Linked DNA regions of Homo sapiens: regions 2 and 3 are each linked to region 1. A link is a loop called in an ENCODE intact Hi-C map of the cell type or tissue named here. Cell type or tissue: Calu3. All regions are shown on one strand.

Region 1 (8,000 bases):
ACAGTTAGCTAATGTATGTGCTGCTTTCTAAATAAACAGTAAATTTTATCTCATACAATGCAGTCCTCACCAGAAAGAAGAAAGCTGAGCCACAAGACAGGTTGGCTCCCACCGATCACGGGATGCCTGCTCCCTGAATGCAGGCAAAATTCCTTAGAGGAACTGCCACGCAATTTCAGAACCCTCTTGGTAATCAATGTTTCAGCGAACTGAAGTTAATGGATAATTGCTACTAATGTGTTAGACGGAAGGCTCACATGCTTTGGAGTCAGACATATTTTTGAATTTCAGTTCTATTTCTAACAATAAGAAGGAATAATAATTTTCCTAGGCAAGTTATTTAACCTCCCTAAGCTTTGATGTCCACAGTTCCTCAAAGCTTGTGTGAGGAGATAAGAGTAAAGTGTCTGGTGAAGAGTAAACACTCAATATATGTTAGCAACTAGGAAAATGACATTGGATGTGGTAGTCATTAAATTCATGTGAAGTTTTATGTAATTTCTCAAAAGTCACTCTGGTAGAAAAGAAGAATTGGAATTCGAACCTACTACATCTGTGTGACCCCAAAGTCCAGGGTCATTTCAGTAGCATAGCTTAGTTTATTGACCATCACGTCTTTTAACACAGCCCAAAATACCATCATTGTAGTGAACCATTCAGCTGGGTTTCACCAGACAAAATGATAGAAGTACAATAAATTCCATATAATAGCCAATCAATCATGGTAGCTTTCTGGGGCCATATTATCAACATCTTTAATGTTGCACTCATATGTTTAGACTTCCCCTCAGCATTATCTAGCAGCAGAAAATCATTCCCTTATGATAACATTCAGCTCTACTGACGTTATCAGTTAACCAGCGACATTCAATTAGTGAAATGCCAGGTTCTCCTATTGAAAACACTTCAGGAAAGATTTCTAGATCTCGAAAACTGACCACAAACCTGAGTGGTGTTTAGAAATAGGAAACTTGTGTTGAACTGCATGGAGCTTTGGGCTTTCAAAATGCCAGTCACTTTGTACTTCTGTCTTTTTCATCTCAAATGAAAGGGTTTCATCAAACCATTGTTCATGTCTTGCCATGCTGATAATGTGAACAGGTTCACAGAGAAGTACTTGAGGCAAGACTTGTTCTCAGGAACATGACTTGCCATTGCCCACAAGAACAAATATAACACAATAAATTAGACAAATGGAAACTAAATTAAATGATGGCAAGGGAAAATATAGACATGTCAGGCAGGTAAGATCAGGGGATAAAATTAAGCGAAGATATAAAAGTGATATGATTTAGAGGAAATAATGCTGAGCTGAAAATAGAGCTGTGAGGTTCTGATGGCCAAGGATTTACCTATTTGTATAAATTAATTTGATTACAACATTCATGTTGTCTATGAGAAGAGGAAAAAATGCATACTAATTTCTTAGAAGAAATGATGTTTCTTCCTGGAACTTTATACCAGAGCTGTTCAATAGAAATACAATTTGAGTCACCTATGAAATTTTAAATTTTCTAACAGCCACATTTAAAAATGTTAAAAAAAGATGACATTGGTTTTAACATTTTATTTAACCCAATATATCCAAAATATTATCATTTCAACATAGTCAATATATAAGACTACTAAGATTTTTTATTCTTTTTTTACATACTGTCTTCAAAATATGATGTATATTTTATACTCATAGTGCATCTCAATGGAGATGTACTAAATTTTTATCAGAAACACTTGATCTATATTTGGATTTCACAAATGGACTGTTGAAAAAGTAGATTCACATACCCACACTGTTCTAACATCCTTAAATGTTCTCTCATGGCTGTGTTCACTTTTACATTTGATTTAATTAAAAATTAAATGAAATCCAATTCCTCATTTGCACTAGCCATATTTCATTTGCTCAGAAGTCACATACAGACAGCATAGGTCTAAATGAAAAGTTGTGTCCAGGCCTTTACATAGAGGTTACTGAGTAAAACAGAATACAGTATCTTCAGCAGTACCCCTGCAAAACCTCCGTTTCTTCAGAGAATTTCTCGATGTAAGCTGAGGGCATAATGCCAAGGCCCAGCTCAGAGCTAAGCAGAAGGGCAAGGCCATTATGTCTACTCATCCTGCTCTCTGATGTTTTGGAATGGAAGGATCTCTCCAAATGCTCTTCAATCCACTCTCTGTCTGTATATTTCCCTTGGCTGAGTTTTTTATTTGCACACTAAAGAAGATAATATTCACAGGCAAAAGTCTAAAGTTCAAGTAAAATTTTTATTGATTAAGAACAATGCACATGTTTTGGAAATCACTTTTTGTGGGAAACTGATAAGTACCTCCAAAAGCTAGGTATTTAGGGAAAAAAAACTGTATATATGTATATATAAAGTTCTCTTCAGAATTAAAGAATTAATTTTAAAAAGTTCAGGAATCATGTAAAAATAATACATAATTCTAATACTATTTAAATACTATTTAAACTGAAAATGAAAGAATAGAGAAGGCATTCTAATTTATTTTTATCAAGCCACCATAAACTTCATATAAGAGCCTAAAAAATATTTCACAGATAAAAGATAATACAAATGAAATTAAATTTAAAATGTCAAATTTCATTTATAAATAGATGCAGTGGTTCATCAATGAAATTTGAAAAGACTTTGCACTATTTTACTCTTCTCCATTTCCTGATCTCCGTAATTCTGTTATGAAAATAAATGAACTTAAGCATATTTATGTCAAAGAATACATGAGAGAGAGGAATAATCACAATACAAAAAAAAAGGAGGGCTTCATCAGAACTCCTGAAGTGAAAATCTAAAGAAAAAAATGTCCCATTTTTCTCATTTGCTGTTAATTAAAAATGCCAATTCTGTCTACAAATCAGATTGGTGAGGAACTTTCCATTGAAATGAACATATCCATCTCTAGAGGAGATTCCCAGCGGGAAGCGGTCCTCCAGCTCCGCACTGTCTCCAGTGGAGCTCCTGAGGCAGCCAGGGACGATTATCTACACCGTAGGGCGTGCAGAATAAATAAAGGTTAAATGATTATCAAAATGTGACCAACATCTGAGCAAACAGCATGTACCTTGGCAGGAGGGATATCCATTCCAGGGCAAATCACAGCCAACTATGGAAATAAACTTATCAGATGCAGGCTGCTGCGGCATTCCTAGCTGCAGACCTTCTCCCAGGCTGCTGGTTCATAAGAAGGATTCCAAAGTGGCTCAACAGCCCCTGGCCCAGCCGCCCCCAGCTTCCTGAGCTTCCTAAGGCTGGTTGTAGCTACACTGTCTTCACCTCCCATTATCACTTTCATGGCTGTGAATGTCAGAGATCATAGTCTTTGAACTTACCCACAAGAGAGAGCAAGATAAGAAAACAACAATATTTGTGTAAATGTGAGGCCTCAGGAGGGAAGAATTTTAGACCTCTTGGTCCTTACAGTTAAGCAGGATGAGAAGTATTTTGGGCAGACTATACTACAAGCAATGAGATCTCTTTTAAGGGGAGTTGGTGAAGTAGACTTACTGTGGGCCAAACACTATTTGAACAGCGTGAATGATTTCATTTCATAAAACAGAATAAAGTAGATTCTATTGTTATCTTGATTTTTTCAGATAAAGAAACTAAGATACAGAGAAAGTAAGTAACTTGCCCAAGGTCTCACAGCTAGGAAACGGGGGAACTGAGATGTTAGCCTTAGGTAGTGATGCTAGAGACTCTACTCTTAACAGCAGTGCTACAGTGCCACCCTATGGGCCTGCTGGAAAAATCCACTTGCCAATGAATCCAGTTGTTATGGACTGAATGATCGTGCACCCCTAATATTCATAGATTGAAACCTAATTCCCAGTGGGAGGGCATTTGGAGGTTTGGGCCTTTGGGAGGTGATTAGGTCAGGAAGGTAGAGCATGAATGGGATTAGTGTTCTTATAAAAGAAGCCCCAGAGAGCTGCCTTGCCCTTTTTGCTACATGAGGTTACAACCACCTGTGAACCAGTAAGCCACCCCTTACCAGACCCTGAATCTGCCAGTACCTTGGTCTTGGACTTCCAGAACTATGGAAAATAAATACACATTGTTTAAGCCACCCAGTCTATGGTGCAGCAGCCAGAACAGACTAAGAAACCAGTCAAATAAAAATCTAATCAAGATTTAAACCTAAGGAATAGAGGAGCACATTAGAAAGAACTGACGGAGCCTGAATGCAGTGGCTCACACCTGTAATCCCAGCACTTTGGGAGGCCAAGGTGAGCAGATTGCTTGAGCCCAGGAGTTTGAGACCAGCTTGGTCAACATGGCGAAACCTTGCCTCTACAAAAAATACAAAAAAATTAGCTGGGCATGGTGTTGCATGCCTGTAGTCCCAGCCATTTGGGAAGCTGAGGCAGGAGGATCACCCGAGCCTGGGAGGTCAAGAATAGAGTAAGCCGTGATTGTACCACTGCACTCCAGGCTGGGTGATAGAGTGAGACCCTGTTTTGAAAGAAAGAAAGAAAAAGGAAGAAAGGAAGAAAAAGGAGGGAAGGAAGGAAGGAAGAAAAGAAGGAAGGAAGGAGGGAAGGAAGGAAGGAAGGAAGGAAGGAAGGAAGGAAGGAAGGAAGGAAAGAAGGAAGGGAGGGAGGGAGGGAGAACTGATGGTAGGCAGTGACTCTATTTAAATATAAATACTTGACAGTTGTGTGAATTATATACCAAACAGAAAGTAAACCTCGAGCATTATGCAAGGTGTAATCAACAAAAATTGGGAGGTAGAGGGTGAGCAGATAGGTCAAAATATTAACTTTTTATGGCAGCAACTCAAATCCCAAATGTAGTTTTTTAAAAAAAATGATACTGATGTCAACTTCTTAATGTTTTCTTCTTAATAATCTCTTTAGCGGTATCTTTGAAAAAATATCTCTTGCTGTAAAAAAAGAAAATCCATTTAAAATTTTACCTTTCCTTCATTTTCATTTCTTCAGTTTGAATGAAAATAAAGTTAAATTTTTTTTAAAATTTTGAATTTTAAATAGTTGTATTTTTAACAACTATTTTATATTTACATTTTACTTTACATATTCAATAGAACCAACAGCTTTGTATCTTTTTCTTGTAGAAGTGGATATAGAATCATATCTGGAATGATGAGTTGTCAATATGAATGTTGTTCATTTCCGTAAGCTTGTATTTGGGAAGTTTTTATTATTATTCTTTCCATTGCTGTTATTAGAATTTCATTTATTCAATTGTCACATATTTACTGAGCAGTTACAATATAACAAGAATTGTTCTCAGCTCTAAGGATATACAGCAATGAGCAAAACAAACTCAGGCCTTGGCTTTGGAGCTTCTGCTCCAGGGAGACCAACTGTGTTAGTCCGTTCTCATGCTGCTATAAAGAACTGTCCAATGCAGTGGCTCACGCTTGTAATCCCAGCACTTTGGGAAGCCAAGGTGGACAGATCACAAGGTCAGGAGATCGAGACCATCCTGGCTAACACGGTGAAACCCCGTCTCTACTAAAAATACAAAAAATTAGCCGGGCTTGGTGGCGGGTGCCTGTAGTCCCAGCTACTTGGGAGGCTGAGGTGGGAGAACTGCTTGAACCCAGGAGGCAGAGGTTGCAATGGGCTGAGACCATGCCATTGCACTCCAGCCTGGGTGACAGAGTGAGACTCTGTCTAAAAAACTAATAATAAAATAAAAAATAAAAAAAAAAGAACTTCCCAAGACTGGGTAATTTATAAAGAAAAGAGGTTTAATTAACTCACAGTTCTGCATGGCTGGGGAGGCCTTGGGAAACTTACAATCATGGCAGAAGGTAAAGCAAACATGTCCTTCTTCACATGGCAGCAGGAAGGAGGAGTGCAGAGCAAAGCAGGGAGAAAAGCCCCTTATAAAACCATCAGATCTCAGTGAGAACTCATTCACTATCACGAGAACAACGTGGTGGTAACCACTCCCATGATTCAATTACCTCCCACCAGGTCCCTCTCCTGACAAATGGAGATTATGGGAACTACAATTCAAGATGAGATTTAGGTGGGGTCAGAGCCAAACCATATCACCGGCAATAAACAAATAAACACACACCATCATGTAAGCTATTGAAGAACAAGAAGAGGTAGACAGTGATAACGGGCAGAGTAATTTTTACTAAAGTGATGAAGTAACCTCTCCAAGATGGTAACATTTCAGTGGAAAACTGAAAAAAGTTCAAGAGGGAGCCATGCAAGATCCTGAGGGAAAACATCAATGAAGAAAGAAAAACCAGTGCAAATATCCCAAGGCAGGAAAGATGTAACAGGGTAATAAAGGACCTCAGTGAAATTCAGCACTGAAGCTTTCAAACTTGAGCCTTGAGCCAAGTACTTAGTAAGCCTGTATGGCATGCTCAAATTCAGGCTATCTACTGCCTGGGTAATGTTCAAATTTGAGCTAGCTTTTACTCATTTTCATTTTTCTATTGCCTCTTCGACAGCTCCCAGCCTCACACAGCAACCTCCTTAGACTTACATCAAAGTTCTTATTGTGTATGAAATATTGAAATTAGCAGATAACCTGTCTATTTTCCCAAAGCAACGAAGGCCAAGTGGAGCATGTTAAATGCTTACATAAGTAAGCTAATGGCAACGTTGAAAGTTTTATTGGCATTAAACCCTTTCAAAAGTATCTGACAACCTGGATAAAAGCATGTATACTGTGTGAATCTCCTTTATTAATGAGGCAATTAATCGCGAGAATTACCAAACTTCACTGAGAACCCAGCAGGCTGCTGTGAAAATGGAGTTCTGGGCTTCTGCAGAAATCCTCAATCAAGAAAAGTAGCACCTCGGAGCTGAGAAGGCCTGGTGTGATTGACAGCCGTGTTTATTGATTTTGGATTTTGAGAACAACTCCCAGGGGGCTGGTATCAGCGAGTCAGAGGCAGAATTTGATGAGGTAGATGGGACCCTGAGGGAAAAGCTCATAAGGCAGAATAGTGGAGTGCCCCTTCCCTGACCCTCGCAGGCACGATAAGAGATGGTCTCTTTCTCATTTTAACAGGGATTCATTCCCACCAGGCTGCATCTGAAGAAGATGACAGCCCCAAAGAGCAAGACTCTTTGGGGGAAAAAAATTAAGCTTCTTAAGTGCAAACTTTCAAACTGCCACAAACAGGCCTGTGCTTCAGGAAAGAAAGAAGGAGCAAAACATCTGGTACCCAGGCTTCCACCACATCCACAGTCGGGATTCTGTTATGGATATGAAAAGGCCATAGTGTAGACAATATCTAATTATGATTTAATGACTGGGAAATGAAGAGACAGGCTTGAAATCCTCTTCCAAGTGATATCTACTTTGCATTTTTTAGGCTTTCATTTATTGCTTTGTAAAGTAGAATGTATTAATTTAATGTCTATTATTAATTAATTAATTAAATGTCTCTGTGTATTTGTGTGTGTGTGTGTGTGTGTGTGTGTGTCCTATCCTCTGCATGTGAACAGATTCTAGCAGTATTTCCAAGAAGACATTTTGGTAAGGGAGTCTCGTCTAGCACATCCACCACATCACCTGCCAGGAGGGACAGATGATGGGATGATTAAAAGCAAATGAAACAGCAGATCATCCCTGTCTCCTAAACCCACAATTCCAGACACTCTCAGGTGAAGGAGCACCAGGGTGTCCTGAGGGTTTTGTCACCTGTGCAAAATAATGATGTTCTTACTTCTGTCATACACAATAGGAAGTAACTTCTGTGGCAGAAAATGTGACTTCATGATACGTATGCGAAGTCAAATCACAACCAGAAACACAAAGTTCCCTGGAATAAAAAATATAAACTGTCAACCTAGGAGGGCTGTGTGCCTCTGAAGAAGATTCTTACATCAAAATCCTCCGGATATGTGGTCACTTACCTTCTCATCTCTTCACATTGTGCTGTGTTTAAGCATTAACGGGGGCCAAGGTTTTTATTAAAAATTATGGGAGGACAATCTAGACCATCCTGGCTAACACGGTGAAACCTCGTCTCTACTAAAA
Region 2 (8,000 bases), 130 kb after region 1:
CAGGACGTCTCTCCACTGACCTACCTCTCAGCCCAGTTCTTCCCGTCCTGCTCCCTCCAGCCATTCAACTTTTGCAAATTCTGCCGATTACACAGCGAGCACTTTGACAAGAGAGCTTGATTTCACATGGGGCCTCCAGACCTGAGGTGAGAGGAGATTGTCCCCAGGTGGAAATAAAGATCTGGTGCTTCCCATAACAAGTTCTCATTAGCCAAAGGCTATAGTGTTGAAAATACATGCTATGTATAAAAGGTGACTTGTCTTCAAATTTTTCTTGTAACTAGAAAGATTGTCAGAATTTTAAATGCTCCACCACCCTAGCCAACATGGTGAAACACCATCTCTACTAAAAATACAAAAATCAGCCAGGCGTGGTGGCACGTGCCTATAGTCCCAGCTACTTGGGAGGCTGAGGCATAAGAATCACTTGAACCCAAGAGGCGGAGGTTGCACTGAGCTGAGATCCCGCCACTGCACACCAGCCTGGGCAATAAAGTGAGACTGTGTCTCAAAAAAAAAAAAAAAAAAAGAGAAGAATGTGGATATTTATTTGCTTGAATTCAGAATCCATTTACCTGGAGCTGAGGCCTATGAAAACCTGGACAAAAAGATCACCAGGCCCCATGCCTATCAGGGAAATCTTTGGAATGATTGCTAATGGGGTGGAGCTGGGCACTGGAGGCACTGAGTGGGAGGAGAAATTCTGTCATGGAGACAGAGGTGTGTCCAGGTAGGCTTGGTGAGAGACACACAGATTCGACATGGGTCCTGAAGGATGCAGAAGGGGGAGGGTGGTGGGGAGGAGGTGAGAAGGGCGTCTGGAAGGGCCAGGAACAGTGTGGATGGGTCAGCATGATCCCTGGTCAGGGGTGAGGGAGGAGACTCTGTGACAAGATTGGGCTGCTTCTCCATGTTGGGCTGCTCTTGCTAACAGGGGAGATGACTGAGAGCAAAGGTTACTTAATGAGATTTTTCTAGACATCTAATATGAGTGTCGCCCAACTGGAACCACAGGCCAGAGTCCATATAGGCTGTGGGAAGTGGGGTATGGCCATAGTGGAACAATGGGAAAACCATCTAAGATTCAGGGCATTTAACTTAGGGGTAGAGAGGAGTGTCGCACTGAAACCCTATTGACTCTAGTGGGGAAGGTACCAGATTCAAGAGGCTGGAGAGGAGACCCAGCGCCAGCAAACAAAACATGAGATTTTGGGGGGGTTTTTTGAGACAGAATCTCCCTCTGTTGCCCAGGCTGGAGCAAGTGGTGCCCTCTCGGCTCACTGAAGCCTCCACCTCCTAGGTTCAAGCAATTCTCCTGCTGCAGCCTCCTGAGTAGCTGGGATTACAAGCGTGCACCACCATGCCCAGCTAATTTTTGTATTTTTGTAGAGATGGAGTTTTACCATGTTAGCAAGGCTGGTCTCGAACTCCTGACCTCAAGTGATCTGCCTGCCTCTGCCTCCCAAAGTGCTGGGATTACATGCGTGAGCCACCGCACCCAGCCCATGAGATTTTACTGGAGGCTTACATACAGGGGAGAGGGCCCAGTGGCCGTGGGCTGGGCAAGATATCGGCCTTCCCTACAGTAAAGTGGTGGCGGCTAGGCAGGAAAACCACAGCTCCTTGCAAAAAGCCCGCAGTTCACGTAGCATTTCTACTTAACACCTTCTCCCTAACAACCTCCACCTGGCAATCCTCACTCAACCCAAAACTCAGGGCCTGAATCCCCGTGTTCCATGGCGTGGGCCAGGGGCTCAGATGTTCCTGATAGACATGGAACAAATCTCCGAGTTCGCCACTCCTGGATTCCCTAGCCCAGAACTCACATTCAGGTGCATCTGCCATACAGAGTCCTTCTCAGGGTACACTTAAATTATTGCTATCATGTGCACTTACCTACAAGGAGTCAGGGTTCAGTAGAAGTAAGGCTGTCTTTCTCATAATAGAAGGGCCAGGTCATGGCAGACTTTGCACCTGGGTTAAGTCGAGGCAGAGAGGTTTCCTCTCATGTGCCATTTCTGAGGAAATCATAGCACCTGCCTGGAGGGCTGTGCTGAGAAGGACATCAGCTCCTCAGAATTTCCCACAGACCTCTGCGTGAACAGCCCTGTTCCCCTCCCTGACTGCATTTCCCACCGCTGCGCTGAGCTGGGCTCACCATGGGGAAAAATGGCCCAACGGTTAGCCCTACCCCTCAGTGGGGCCATCTTTACGTTGACACAATGCCAACCACAACATTCCCATCCCTGAGCAAGTTTATGCAGCAACTGTAACACTTGAACCCTGGCTGGGAGAGGTCCTTGTGGAGCTTTTCCAACTCTAACGTTTTAGGATGGAACCAAGGTGATAAAAACACAAAACTTAACTCCTACTTAGATGGGGCCAAGATGAAATTGACCAGGCTTTCATAACAGAGAACTGCAGAGTCCCTGTTCACCTTCGGCTGTCAAGTGGATTAACCAGTACTCAAAAGGTGTTTCAAAACCCAAAGCACCACAGCAAAGAATTCAACCAGTGAAATATTAATGGGTTGTGCTGGAAGATAAAATTAAATACTTAGTATTTGTCGAGTACCAAAGAAAATTACACCAAATAACTCAAAACGAAATATTTAATTAGCTGCTCTGAAACGGATTTGTTCTGAAACCATTAATCTCATTAACACACACAACTTCCCTTTCACAGTACCTGCTTTGTTTTTGTATGAGGCCGACACGCAGCTCACATTTGTCTACTTGTGTATGTGGATATCTCTAAGAGCCTCCTCGTAATACAAACTGTGTTTCTGCTTCCTTGCTTCCCATATTTGTGGGTAACATTCATTATCCACAAAACAAAATAAAGAAATTGCTCCAAATGAGAAACAGTCGATGTTTCCAACTGCACAGAGAAGGGGCTATTTTTCCAACGTGCACTGCAGATGTGGCAGCTGAATGCATGTGCACACGAAAACGCTAAATGAACAGCCCGCATAATCGTGACAATTATACGTTGCAATATGTTCTGTTTCTACTCATTAACTCGGGAAGTTCCAAGGAGGGGTAAAAAGTCGGTCGTTCTGTTCTCTTAAAACTGCAGCTTTGTGGACTCTACCTGCTTACTGATAAATTTGACATTATTGAAAAAATACTGTAATAAATTTAGAAACAAAGATTATTCCCACTGAAAAATTATATAATTAACATTTTGAAAGCAGCTGGGATCGGGAGTATTGGAAATAATACCAATACAATACTGCCATCTAGAGGAAACTGGGAGAAACCACAGCCCTTTTTTATTTTTCTGATTGCCGTCTTCCCAGTTGTAAAATCAGCAGCGTAATAAAAGGGTTTGCTGGCTGGTATATGTGATAACGATGGGGAAGGGAGACTCACAGTTCCAAATAATGCAATCTTTAGATGAGAGATCTCAAAATTTTTCTTCACATCCCTGAACTCTGAGGCGTCGGAGACGTTGAGGAGGGGCATGTTAACCAGAAAAAGAGGGGCAAACTCAGATCTCCACGAGGCCCGCCAAGAGCCTGAATGCATGTGCAGCCCAGTCTTAGTATTGCCCTTCCTTTTTTTGCGTGTTTTTGGTTGTTTGTTTGTTTAAGGAAAGCTGAAAATGTGTACATGTGTGTGAAATCTCCAGATATTTTAATTTGGCAACTTCTAAAAAATTTAGCTGTGCGGTCTGAATAAAACATGTCTGAGGACCAGCTTTGGCTCAAAGACAGCCAGTTTGTGACAGCCAGTTTGTGATCTTTGGGATAGAAGAAAAAATATTGCCAGTGAATACTGACCAAATGAGAAAGGAAGAGAGAACCCAGGGGGCTGTTACCAGCTTAGAAATGTGTCAAGTGCTTATGTGCCACACTGAAATGCCAGTCTAGACAAGATTCGAACACAGCATTGGATTTAGCTGTCCTGCCCTCTGTAATTTATACAGCTGTGCAGTGTAAGGCTTAATGAAACCGTGCACCGTCTTTTATTATTATTATTATTATTATTATTATTATTATTATTATTACTTATTTAGTTATTTATTTTGAGATGGAGTTTCACTCTTGTCACCCAGGCTGGAGTCCAAGGGTGCGATCTTGGCTCACTGCAACCTCTGCCTCCCAGGTTCAAGTGATTCTCCTGACTCAATCTCCCGAGCAGTTGGGATTACAGGCGCGTGCCAGCACACCTGGCTAATTTTTGTATTTTTAGTAGAGACGGGGTTTCATCACATTGGCCAGGCTGGTCTCGAACTCCTGACCTCAGGTGATGCGCCCACCTCGGCCTCCCAAAGTGCTGGGATTACAGGCGTGAGCCACCATGCCCGGCCTGTGCACCATCTATCTGCAAATGCAGTAAGTGGTTTCCCCACTCACACGCTGATTCATCAGTAGGTTAGGCCAGTCCTTTCTCTACCCTGGTTACACCTGAGAAATCTCCCCCAGGAGTTCATCACCAGTTAATGGAAGACACAATGGGAGAGAAAGAAAGGAGAAGAAAGCACTAAAATAAAGTCAAAGACAGAAATTGCCAAAGAAGACAGGGGCTGTTGTTCTGATGTTTTCAAATAATCACATCATTGAACCAGGAAAAAAAATCATAACTAATAGTGGCCACAATGTCAAATAACCAAAAGAGACTTAGAGAAAAAAATGTGTACAAAGTGATGCCAGGCTCTGTATGTGCCTCTATTGAGTAAATAAATTTTTGCAGGTAGGGAACACAGTGCCAAGCAAGTTGAGAGGTTGCCATTGATTTGCACTCTCAGCTAATTTGCACTGAGGTGCTCCAGCTCGTTTTCCCTCTTGGTTAAATAATTGAGGGGTTATAACTGTCACAGAACAAAGAAAACCATGACATGAGTATCACAACTTTTGTATCTGATTCCACATACTTCTGATAAACAGATTAAGGAAGGACATTTCAAATACGTGTATGGGAGAGATCGGGAGGGAAAGGTTCACGGGCATGAGCAGTCAGAGAGGTGAGGCAGGTGCAGCTTCCCAACTCGCCCTTCTCTTCCTTGTTCCATTGTTTCAATGTATGAAAAAGGAGTGTTGAAATGTACTCTTGCAATTGTGGATTTGTCTGGTTCTTGCCTTAATTGCATGAGCTTTTGTTTCATGCATTTTGAAGCTCTGTTATCATGTACTTCTTATATAAACATATTTAGGATGTGTGTGCTTTGTTGGTAAATTAACCCTTTCCTCAATATGAAATGTCCCTCTTTATATGTAGTAACAATCTTTGTCTTGAAGGCTACTTTGTGTGAAATTGATATAAGCATACCAGCTTTCTTATGCCTACTATTTTGTAATACATAATTTCCCCCTCCTTTTTGACATGTGTATTTATACTTACATTTCATCATTTATGGGCAACACACTGTGGGTCTTACATTTTTATTCGGTCAGAAGTTCTCTGCCTCTTGAATAAAGAGTTTAGGCAGTTCACTTTAAGTAATTATTAATATGACTGGGTTTAATTGTATTATCTTGCTATTTGTTTTGTGTTTTTCCAGTTGTTTTTTTTTTTCTTTTTTCTGAGATGGAGTCTTGTTCGGTCACCCAGGCTGGAGTGCAGTGGCGTAATCTCAGCTCACTGCAACCTCCGCCCCCCAGGTTTAAGCAATTCTCCTGCCTTAGCTTCCGAAGTCGCTGGGATTACAGGCACGTGCCACCACACCTGGCTAGTTTTTGTATTTTTAGTAGAGGCAGGGTTTCACCATGTTGGCCAGGCTGGTCTCGAACTCCCAGCCTCCCAAAGTGCTGGGATTACAGACATGAGCCACCGCGCACAGCCTTTCCATTCTTTTTTGTTTGTTCTTGTTCCTCCATCTCTCCTTGCTTGTTTTCTTTTGAATTAACCAGATTTTTAATATTCTGTGTCTTCCATTGAGGTTTTAGCTATGTCTTATTTTTTATAGCAGCTACTCTAGTGAGTAGAACATTCACCCTTACCTTATTACACACTACAGAGTAATATTCCACTTCATGTGAAGTGCAAGGTGCTTTCAAGAGTATAGTTTCATTTTTGTCCCCTGAGCTATTGTCATATTTTGTTCAACATATATTGTAAATTTCGAAATGCAATATTACCTTTGCTTCAAAGTGTTACATGTTTCTTAAAGAAGTTGAGAAGTAAGGTTGGACACAGTGGCTCATTCCTTTAATCCCAGCACTTTGGGAGGCCAAGGCAGGAGGATCACTTGAGGCCAGAAGTTCAAGACCAGCCTGGCCAACATAACAAGACCCTGGATAAAATAACTTTTCATCTTCCAATTGATCTCAATTTTTAAAAAGATAAAGAAAAAAAGAAATTGAGAACAAAACAGTATTTTTTATATTTATCCATGTATTTAAAATTTCTGGTCTTTGCTTTACTTCCGTAGGTCTGAGTTTTCATCTAATGTCATTTATTTGGAGGCTAAAGAACTTCCGTTAGCATTTCTCATAGTGTAGATCTGCTGGCAACATATCTTTTCAGCTTTTTAAAAATGGATCTGAAAATCTATTTTATTCTAATTTTTGAAGGATATTCATGCTGGATAAAGTTAGCATGAAAACACCTGTCTTTGCTGACAGTTTTCCTTCTTCTTTCAATGAGTTTAAGAAGTTCTTATATGTCTTCTGGCCCTCATTACTTCCCAGTAGAAGGCATTTGTCATATGCATCTTTGTTCTCCTGTGTTGGGTCTTTTTTTCTTTGGCTTCTTTTAAGATTTTCTAAGTGGAGTTCTCTTTGTACTTATCTTGTTTGGGATTTACTGAGCGTCTTGGATGAATATTAATTTTTTACTACCCAATTTTGGGAATTTTCAGGTATTATTTTCTCAAATATTTTTTCTGCCCATTCCCTCCCTTCTCCTTTTCTTGAATCCCAATTATGTGGATGTTAGACAACTTAATAATCTCACATGATCACTAAGTCTCTGTTCATTGTTTTCATCTTTCCACTTTTTTCTCTTTCTTCTTCAGATGGGATAATTTTTATTGATTTCTCTTCAAGTTCACTGTACCTTTTCTTGTGAAGTCTCCAATCTGCTGTCAAACCCCTCCAGTAAAGTCTTCATTTCTAACAGCATACCTTTCGGTTATAGAATTTTCATTTGTTTCTTTTTATAAGGCTCATTGCTCTATTGAGGTTTTCCATTTGAGGTTTTCCACCTGTTCACTTATTGTGGCCATGTTTTCCTTTTTACCTCTGAACATATTTGTAATGGCAATCTTAAAATTTTAGTCTTTACAACATCTGAACTCTATAGTTCAGTTTAGTCTTTACAACATATAAAACTCTATTCCCATTAACTGGGTTTTGTTCCCTTGATCATGAGTAACATAATTCTAACTTCTTATATGTCTAGAAATTTTTTATTGTATGCTGGGCATTAGGTGTGATACATTATGAAGAGTCTAGATTATGTTGTCTTCTTTAAAGAATGTTAGTTTTGTTCTGCAAAGCAGTCAGTTGGTGCCAAGTTCCCCTACTCTGGCTTGGTTTTATTCCTTTTTCAGGGTGGTTCTGTTTTACATTTATTCCTAGTCCAGGACATTATTGCAGGAGTTGGCAAATATTGTGTGCATAGGACCAGGTAGTAAATATTTTGGCCTTTGTGAGTCAAATATGGTCTCTGTCTCATTTTCCTTCTTCCTCTCCTTTCCCCACTCCTCCTCTTCCTTCACCTTCTCCTGATGCTGCTGCTTCTAAAATGCAGAATTATTCTTGGATTGTGGGGTGCACAAATCAAGCCCAGAAGCCAGATTTGGCCACAGTTTTCTGACCTGTGCCCTAGAACATGATCCTACTCCTAGCACGTGGCCTTTATGAGGTTTGAAGCATTCACTGAAAACATTCCATCTGGTTTGTCCAAAACTCCAATGTCTCACAGTACCATACAACCCCTAGCCAATCAAAAGCCACTCTCTGCTAAGCCTCATGAAGCCTCACTCGGTGTATCTGCCTCCTAGCCCTGAGTGAAGGACCCGTAAGAAACCCATATCCTCCTTACCTGCACTAA
Region 3 (8,000 bases), 81 kb after region 1:
TCAGCCACGAGAAAGGTGTCTCCAAGAGCCTTACCAAGGCAACAGAAGAACTGAGATGAGAGAAGTTGAACGCCCAGAGAGGTTGGGAACAGGGAGGAGGCTCAAACAGCTGTGTGCCCAGACAGCCACGTCGCATCATAGTCTGCTCCAAGGAGGGGGGCTGACTATCCCCAAATAGTTCCCCTCCAGCCTGCCACTAAATTGTTGTTTATTTCTAAAATGCCTTAGCTAAGAAGCACATAAACCACTCTCCACTGGTGCCATGACTCTTCCCCACTGGGACCCAGGAGCTGGAGCAGGACCTAGTAGAGACTAGACACTCCATAGCAATGAGCTGAATGACTGCACTGTGAAGGAATGCATGATTTGGTAAAAGCAGAGAGAAGAGAGGAGCCCCCTTTAGATCCCAGAAAGTTAAGCGGAGGAGAGTCGAGGGCTGCAGGAAGCACAGCAGAGAGGGGCTTCTGGAAATGGTGAGCAGAATGGGTGCCTTGGAGGGCGGCTCTGAAATGCCAGGGTCACTTAGTGACCCGGAATTTGCTAACCCTCCAGCCTTCTCTCACTCCCTTCTCTTACGTTTTATGCCCAATTCCTAATTGTTTCCAGTTGTCTGCACTTGCCTTGCTATTTTGGGCATCAGGCCTTTGCGCATGCTGTTCCCTGAGCCTGGAAGGTTGTCCTGTTGCATTCTCCAATACCATTGCTTGTCATCCCCTCCTCTAGGAAGCCCTCCTGGATAACCCCATCCAGTGCCTACTTGCACATCCCATGGTATTGCAACAACCTGGGGCCTTCCAGGGCTCCCTCTTTAGCTCACCTCTATAACTTCAGAAACTGAGACAAACTCCAGGTGAATGTCTCACTTAACTGGGGTGGGATGGGATGGGATGGACAGGATGGGACAGGATGGGATGGGAGTAGGGGGATGTGGAGAGGCAAGAATGACAAGGATGAGGATGGGGCTGGCCCAAAGAGGGGAAATACCAAATGAGGAATGGGCCAATAACCAAGACAGATTTGGGGTCTGAAGGGATTCTGCCTGGAATAAACCTGGTTTTGAGTCGTCCGTGAATGCCCTTTAAAACAGAGTGTGGACATATTTATTTAGGGAAGAAACTAAAGTAACGTGATTTGCCCCGTTTTTTGCTCCAAGTCCTCCTGGTTTGGCTTCTGGGATCTGCTTTCCCTAGACAGCCTCACGCTGGCATCCAGCAGCAAACAATCTTGTGGACAATTAATGTCAGCTGTTCTAGAAAGTCAAACCATGACTTCTTGGAATCAAGTCTGCCATCAGCTCATTGAAATGGACCTGCCTCCTTCCCCTTTTCTCTCTTGAATGATGAGGAAGTGAATGAATGAGTGAATGAATGAATGAATGAATGTGGTTTATCATGGCAGGATAAATAATACTTGGCCCTAACAACAAGCATAGCAGTGTGGAAACAGCACAGGTTTTGGAGTCAGATGGGCCCAGTTTAATGTCACTTCCTAGCTCCATGACCTTCTGCAAATGGCTGTCCCTCTGAGGGGCCCCAGTCTCTCAGCAACAATATGGTTGTTACTGAGAATTAAAGATCAATATATAAAGTTTCCAGCACCTAACAGGTGCTTCGTATCAAGAGTTTCCTTCCTCATTCCTCCATCCTCTCCTTCCTCTCTCCTTTGTTCCTTCCTTACAATCATTAACATTTGATAAACACCTACCAGATGGCAAGCCTTGCATGCAAGGGGCTTTCCTGTACATCTTCTCATTTAATCATTGCTCACATCCTTATAGGGTGAAGGCTAAGGTTAAATACTCTCCTGCATTCGTTTTCTAGGGCTGTTGTAACAAAGTACCACACACCAGGTGCTGAAAATCACAGAAATTTATTATTTGACAGTCTGGAAGCTGCAAGTCCAAGATCAAGATGTTGGCAGGGTTGCCTCCTTCTGAGTGCTGTGAGGGAGAATCTGTTCCACGCTCTCCCGTCGCCTCTGGTGGCTGCTGGCATTCCTTCGCTTGTCGATACATCACCCCAGTCCCTGCCTTCACCTTCACATGATGTTCCCATTGTCTGTGTCTATCTCTGCATATAAATTTCCCTTTTATAAAGAACACCGTCATATTGGCTTAGGGCCCATCCTCATGATGTCGTCTTAACTTGATCATCTGCACCACCCCTATCACCAAATAAGGCTACATTCACCGGTCCTGAGACTTCAACATCTTTTGGGGGACACGATTAGACCCATAACACCTCCCAAAGGGGAGAACCAAGACTCATGCCCGTATCCTTCTGTCTCTCTGCCTTTCTCCCAGAATTGCCTTGAGTTTAGCTTTTCATGCAACAGTTCAGGAAAAATGCAGTGTGAGCGCTCTCACCACAGGGAGACTGCTTGGGGGACAGCAGGTCAGACTGGAAAGAGATCTTAAGTGTCTTCCAGTACGATACTATCATTTTACAAATAAGGATATTGAGGTCCGAAGAGGGACAGCAACTTGTCCAAGGTCACACTGCTGGATAGAAATGAGCCAGGGCTAGAACTCAGGTCCCAGATTCCCCCTGCAGACCTTCTCTCTGCTGCAGAAAATTCCTCCACTAATCCCGCACCAAAAAGCTGCTAGCTCTTACATTCACACTCCCCATTAATGTTGAGAAAGAAAACATTTCTCAAACATAAATTTCTGAATAAAAGTCTTAAACGCTCAGTTGCATCAAATGACTGCAGTAAGCAAAGTGTCTGTTTTAACCAGAGGAAGAGACTATTATTATTATTATCATTATTATTACAATTCTAATACTCAGGTCAAAATTGTCAGCAAGACCAAGAATGCCACTTCTGTCCAGTTTGAAGAAAACAGGTGTAGAAAATGACTCGCAGAAATCGAGTCACAGTTTCAGCTAAATACATTTTTAATTCCTTATGTATTTTTTATATTTTGTTTTGTACAGGACTGTTTACCCAGTTAATGGTGAAGTGGAATGTATTGTCACCAAGTTGCTGGGGGTTTTTTCTTACTCAGTCTTGAAGTGCCCCCTAGTGAAATGTTTTTACATTTAAAAAGTTGAGAATTAAGCCAAAAATAAGATTTTCAAAAAGCAGAAGAACATTTTAGAAAAAAATGGGGACAAATTGGAGGTGGAGGGATGGCTTTGTTTTAAGGCGATTCGAACGTGATTATTTTACAATCCATTCCTGAGCCCTTTTCTATATGCACCCTCACGCCGGTTGCCTTGTAGACTCATCCCTGAGAAAGGAGGGTTTTACCTACAGAGCGCACAGCAGAGAAATCTTGCAAGCTGACTTGCAGCCAGTCAGAGGGGAGTAGCCAGCCCACCACAGACACACTGTGGCCACAAAAAGGCCAGGGATTCCGCCATTTTTCCAAAGAGGTATTGTGAAACCTATGCCAACACTAGGTTTGTGCTTAGGCAGTTTTAGGGAGCATCTTGTGATGTGAGGAAATCTGAGAGTCATTCCTTGGTCACTGCAAACCATGCAATGCTGATTGTATGGAAAACAGCATTTGAAAGGGGAGCTTGCGGAAGGAAAGGGAGAAGGGAGGAGGGTATATTGGAATTCTCTCTAATTTCTGCTCATTTTTGCTATAAACCTAAAATTGCTCTTAAAAAAGTGTGTTAATTTTTAAACAACATTTGACAGAGCAAACAAAACCCAAAGAAAGTGGTCTTAAAAGGCAACTAAACATCAGCTCCACCTAATTGACAGTTTGCAACCTTGACTATAAAAAATGTGCATTTCTAGTACGCACCTTCAGAGGTTCACATTTAATTGGTTTAGGGTGGAGCAGGCATTAGTCTTTCAAAAGCTCCCTCAAGCAACCTGATATGCAGCCTTGGTTGAGAAACGTGGACCAAAATGAGGCCCCCTGCCCAGACACCAAGCTCTCACCAAGTTTCTTCTGGAATGTGCTTTGGGTTCCCTTGGGGTCCTCCTCCTGCAGGCAGGAGGACAGAAGCCACTGGCCATTCAGAAGGGAAGGACATGCGGTATGCCCTATCCCCTGAGCCCCTGTGGCAAGTCACTAAAGTGGCTTCCCAGGTAAGCAGCTCACAAGAGGATTCAGCTGTCCACGTCAACTCAAATAATCTGGGTAATTTGATAAATGGGGACGGGCCACAAAGTAGTGCTGCAGTATGGGTTCCTCCCCAACCAGAATGCAATGCTCAGGAGGGCAGTGTGCCTCCCAGGGAATGCACCTCATACTGATGAGGCTGCTGGGAACAGCCCAGGGGCCACAGGCGCACCACACAGGCTGAGGTCCTAGCCATGCATCTGTCCTCAGCATTTCCTGGCCTCCGTCTGTTCCATCACCACAGGTCTCAGGCCTGGACACTCCCCTTGTTCTTTGCAGGATGGAGAAGGAGAGGCTGGTGGGAAACCCTCCTGATGACTTCATATAAAAACAAGAGCTTCTCAACAGTTATCTCTTTTTCTCCCTTTTAAGAGAAATTGCCATAGGATTCAGCTGTAGGTTGGATATGGCAACAAGCCAAGGGAATGTCCAAGGTCAAACCAGAAAAATGGTGGCAACTACCAGTTTCAGTGGTTCCCAAATGCTAATGCTCTTAAGAATCACCTGCAGCTCTTCAGAAAGATTCCCAGATTCCTAGCCCCATGTAGAGACGCTAATTCAGTAGGCCTGGGCTGGTTTCCAAGATTCCATTCAATCGTTCAGCAAATATTTAATAAGTTCCTACTACATGCCAAGCTCTGTTTCTGGGCCTAGGGACATGGTATTGAACAAATAGCCCTTTGCTGTTGTGGAGCTTACATTCTAGTGAATGCAATCTGCATTTTTAACAAGCTGTGTATGTGTTTTAGGTGCAGGAAGTTCCAGATCATGCTCTAAGAAGTGCTAATCATTCAACGTACTCACATTACAGACATGGAAGTTAAGGACCAGACAGGGAGGTAACTCACCATGAATTCCTCTGTCCTGTCTGTGGGCCGGTTCTGCCAACACCAGCCCCTCTTCTTGGCCACACTGTCTAGAGCCATCTAAACATTCTGCAGATGAGACTTTTGTTTTGGTCGCTCCTTTCCATATCAGAATCGAATAAAGGAAACACCTGCATTAGCTGCTAATCTTATATGTCTGAAAATCAAACGACCAATGGTATGGTTGTCTGATCAGCAGTCACACAGCAAATCAATGTCAGAGGTGCCAAGAATGTGAAGGGTTGTACTTCCCACCCTCTCTCAGGAGCACGGTCCCTGCCCAGGGCAACTGCAGCCTTCCTCTGGCCTTAGGATCGCCACACTCATTGCACTGTGCCGTGGGGCAGCAGTTCCTGTTACTGAAAGGCTTCTGCAAAATGCTGATTCCCAGGCCTGCCCCAGCCATCTCTGGGGATGAGACTTAAGAATCTATATTTTATAAATGCTCCCTGGGTAGTTCAGATGTTATTTCCAGGTGTGGAAACAATCAATATAGGAGGAAAAGCACAAGATTGTATTATGTCAGAAAGATCCGGGGTCAAGCCCCAGCTCTGCCACCTATTAGCTGCGTGGCCAGGGATAAGTTGTTTGACTTCTCTGAGATTCAATTCCTTTATCTGTTAAACTGGAGTAAATATACCTTCCCTCACAGAGTTGAGGGTGAGGATGAAATTTAAGAGTGTTTGCAGGTGTCTGGCTGGGGGGTCCCCCATGTGCAGTGGGGCGCAGTCAACAGATACATTTACTGATAAATTGCAGCCCTGACCAGGTCTGGGAGTAGCTCAGAGTAAGGTTCTAGACCCACTCAACTTTGGGCAAGTTATTTCACTTATCTGAAACTCAGCTTTCTCACATTAAAATGAAGATGATGCTAGTCATCATAATAAATTATTGAGTTGTTTTGAGGATTAGATGAAGGGTGAAGCAAATGTTGGCTGTTTTTATCACATACTCCTTCTGTACCATTGCTCATTCAATTATCTCTTTTTTTGTATTTTTTTAATATTTATTTTAAGTTCCAGGATACATGTGCAGAATGTGCAGGTTTGTTACATAGGTATACTTGTGCCATGGTGGTTTGCTGCAACTATTGACCCGTTCTCTAAGCTCCCTCCCCTCACCCCCCACCCTGCAACAGGCCCCAGTGTGTGTTGCTCCCCTCCCTGTGTCCATGCGTTCTCATTGTTCAACTCCTACTTATGAGCAACAACATGCAGTGTTTGGTTTTCTCTTCCTGTGTTAGTTTGCTGAGGAGGATGGATGAAGCTGGAAGCCATTAACTCTTTTTAAAGCCTAACAATCATTCTACCGCCTCTGTTTATCCCAGCCAGCTGCAAGAAGCCATCAAGATGTAATGGGAAAACCAGAGGCTAAGGAAGCCAAAAGTTCTGGGTTTGAATCTCAGCACATGGTCTTTGCAGTATGTGTCTTTGATTGTTTGCATAACATCTCTGAACCTCAGTTTAAATGCCATCAGTGAAACAGGCATACAACGTTCCCCAGACTTCAGGAATAACATTTCGATACTCATCTAATGCAGTCTGACCCCTCTGCTATGACTTTTATGAGCTTCCTCTCTCATTGTATTCCTGAGAGCCTGTAGGGAACCTTTCCATGTTACAAAAAGCAGCCCCTGCTGCTGCTTGGCAGCCCTCACTTCAGACCCCTGAGCCAGCACCTCTGCTGCTCCCCTCTTGCTGTCATGCTATAATTGCCTCTTCAAGCCAATATGCTCTACATTCTTCTGTATCCCCAGCATGGGACATCCCCTTTCTATTTTTCCTGCAAGCACCAGTAGCATAAGTTGTGGTGTTTTTGTCTTGACCAAAGGCCTGAGCAACGCATCAAGAAGTCTCAATATTAAAAAAGACTCTCAGTTTCTATCAGCTCTGTCAACTGCCCCTGCCCCCAAAATCCATCAGCTTTGTCCCTTCTTGGGGACTCCACTGAGAAAGAAAAAGGGACTAGAACTTCTTGGAGGATGGAGGGACAATGTCTAAAGAGGCCTCGGTGGTGGAGCAACAGCCTAGAACATACACGCTTTGACAACTGATTTGAGATTGTCACCCAAGAAAAAAGAGGAGTCTCTACCCAAGAAAAGCTGAGTAAGGGGATCCAGAGAATGACCACTGCAGAGGCTTTGCAGAGGAGGCCCAGTGGCCACATGGAAACCGAGAACTCACTGCTGTCGATGACCACTGGCTCCACAGGCCCTACGGCTCTTGTCAATGCAGGAGAGGCCAGATCCCTAGCCACTGACTGTCCAGCCAGAGTGACACCTGTCCATGCCACAGCACTGCCTGGCATCATCCAAGACCCCATGTGAATACACAAGAATACCCCAAGACACCTGGGAACACAAAGGTTGATGGACAGGGACATTTCACTGGGTGATGAGAGGACAGAAAGCCTCCCTACTTGTTTCATAGGGAATTCCACACCTCTCCTAGTGACATCTCTCAGGGGTTAGTGACAGCACTCTTTGTGTCTGAGGCCAGCTCTGCTCTTTCCCCACCCCACAGAGAGAAGCGTCATTGTTCTCTGACACTTGGCACCCAGCAGACAAGGGCTCCAGCCAGAACCAATGTGCTGCTTGGCGGAGGTGCTCAGCTCCCTGCTCTCAGGAGGTCCCTCGTTTCTGTATGGAATGCTGGATAAAAGACATCACACATTTGATAAGAACTATGGAACTGTACAACACACAGAGTGAACTCTAACATAATTTTAGTTACTACTACTGTACTAATATGGGTTCATCAACTGTAACAAACATCCCACACCAAGGCAAGATATTAACAGTAGGAGTGCCAGCTGCAGTGGCTCACATCGCTAATCCCAGCACTTCTGGAGACTGAAAGTGAGGATTGCTTGACCCCAGGAGTTCAAGACCAGCCTGGGCAACACAGTGAGACCCCATATCTACAAAAAAAAAAGCAGGAGGATCACTTGAGCCCAGGAGTTCAAGACCAGCCTGGCCAGCATAGTGAGACCCCATCTCTACAAAAAATCAAAAAATTAGCCAGGCATGGTGGCACACACCTGTGGTCCCAGCT

The links. Peaks named below come from ENCODE experiments on the same cell type or tissue, not always from the same donor. Only the 100,000 strongest peaks of a DNase experiment are listed, where the experiment ranks them.
Region 2: it touches region 1 in a loop (6-fold over the local background); 7 of 110 quality-filtered maps call a loop at or near these places.
Region 3: it touches region 1 in a loop (13-fold over the local background); 2 of 110 quality-filtered maps call a loop at or near these places.

Annotation. Positions count from the first base shown.
Region 1 is chr4:27,172,334-27,180,333 of GRCh38, reverse strand. No RefSeq gene overlaps it. Among named protein-coding and RNA genes, the nearest start is that of LINC02261, 41 kb to the left of the region's middle. In Calu3, no CTCF peak of the experiment used is centred here; a DNase peak (open chromatin) is centred at 3,743.
Region 2 is chr4:27,043,766-27,051,765 of GRCh38, reverse strand. No RefSeq gene overlaps it. Among named protein-coding and RNA genes, the nearest start is that of LINC02261, 170 kb to the left of the region's middle. In Calu3, a CTCF peak has its summit at 3,307; no DNase peak of the experiment used is centred here.
Region 3 is chr4:27,091,648-27,099,647 of GRCh38, reverse strand. No RefSeq gene overlaps it. Among named protein-coding and RNA genes, the nearest start is that of LINC02261, 120 kb to the left of the region's middle. RefSeq lists an enhancer at 7,935-8,000. In Calu3, no CTCF peak of the experiment used is centred here; no DNase peak of the experiment used is centred here.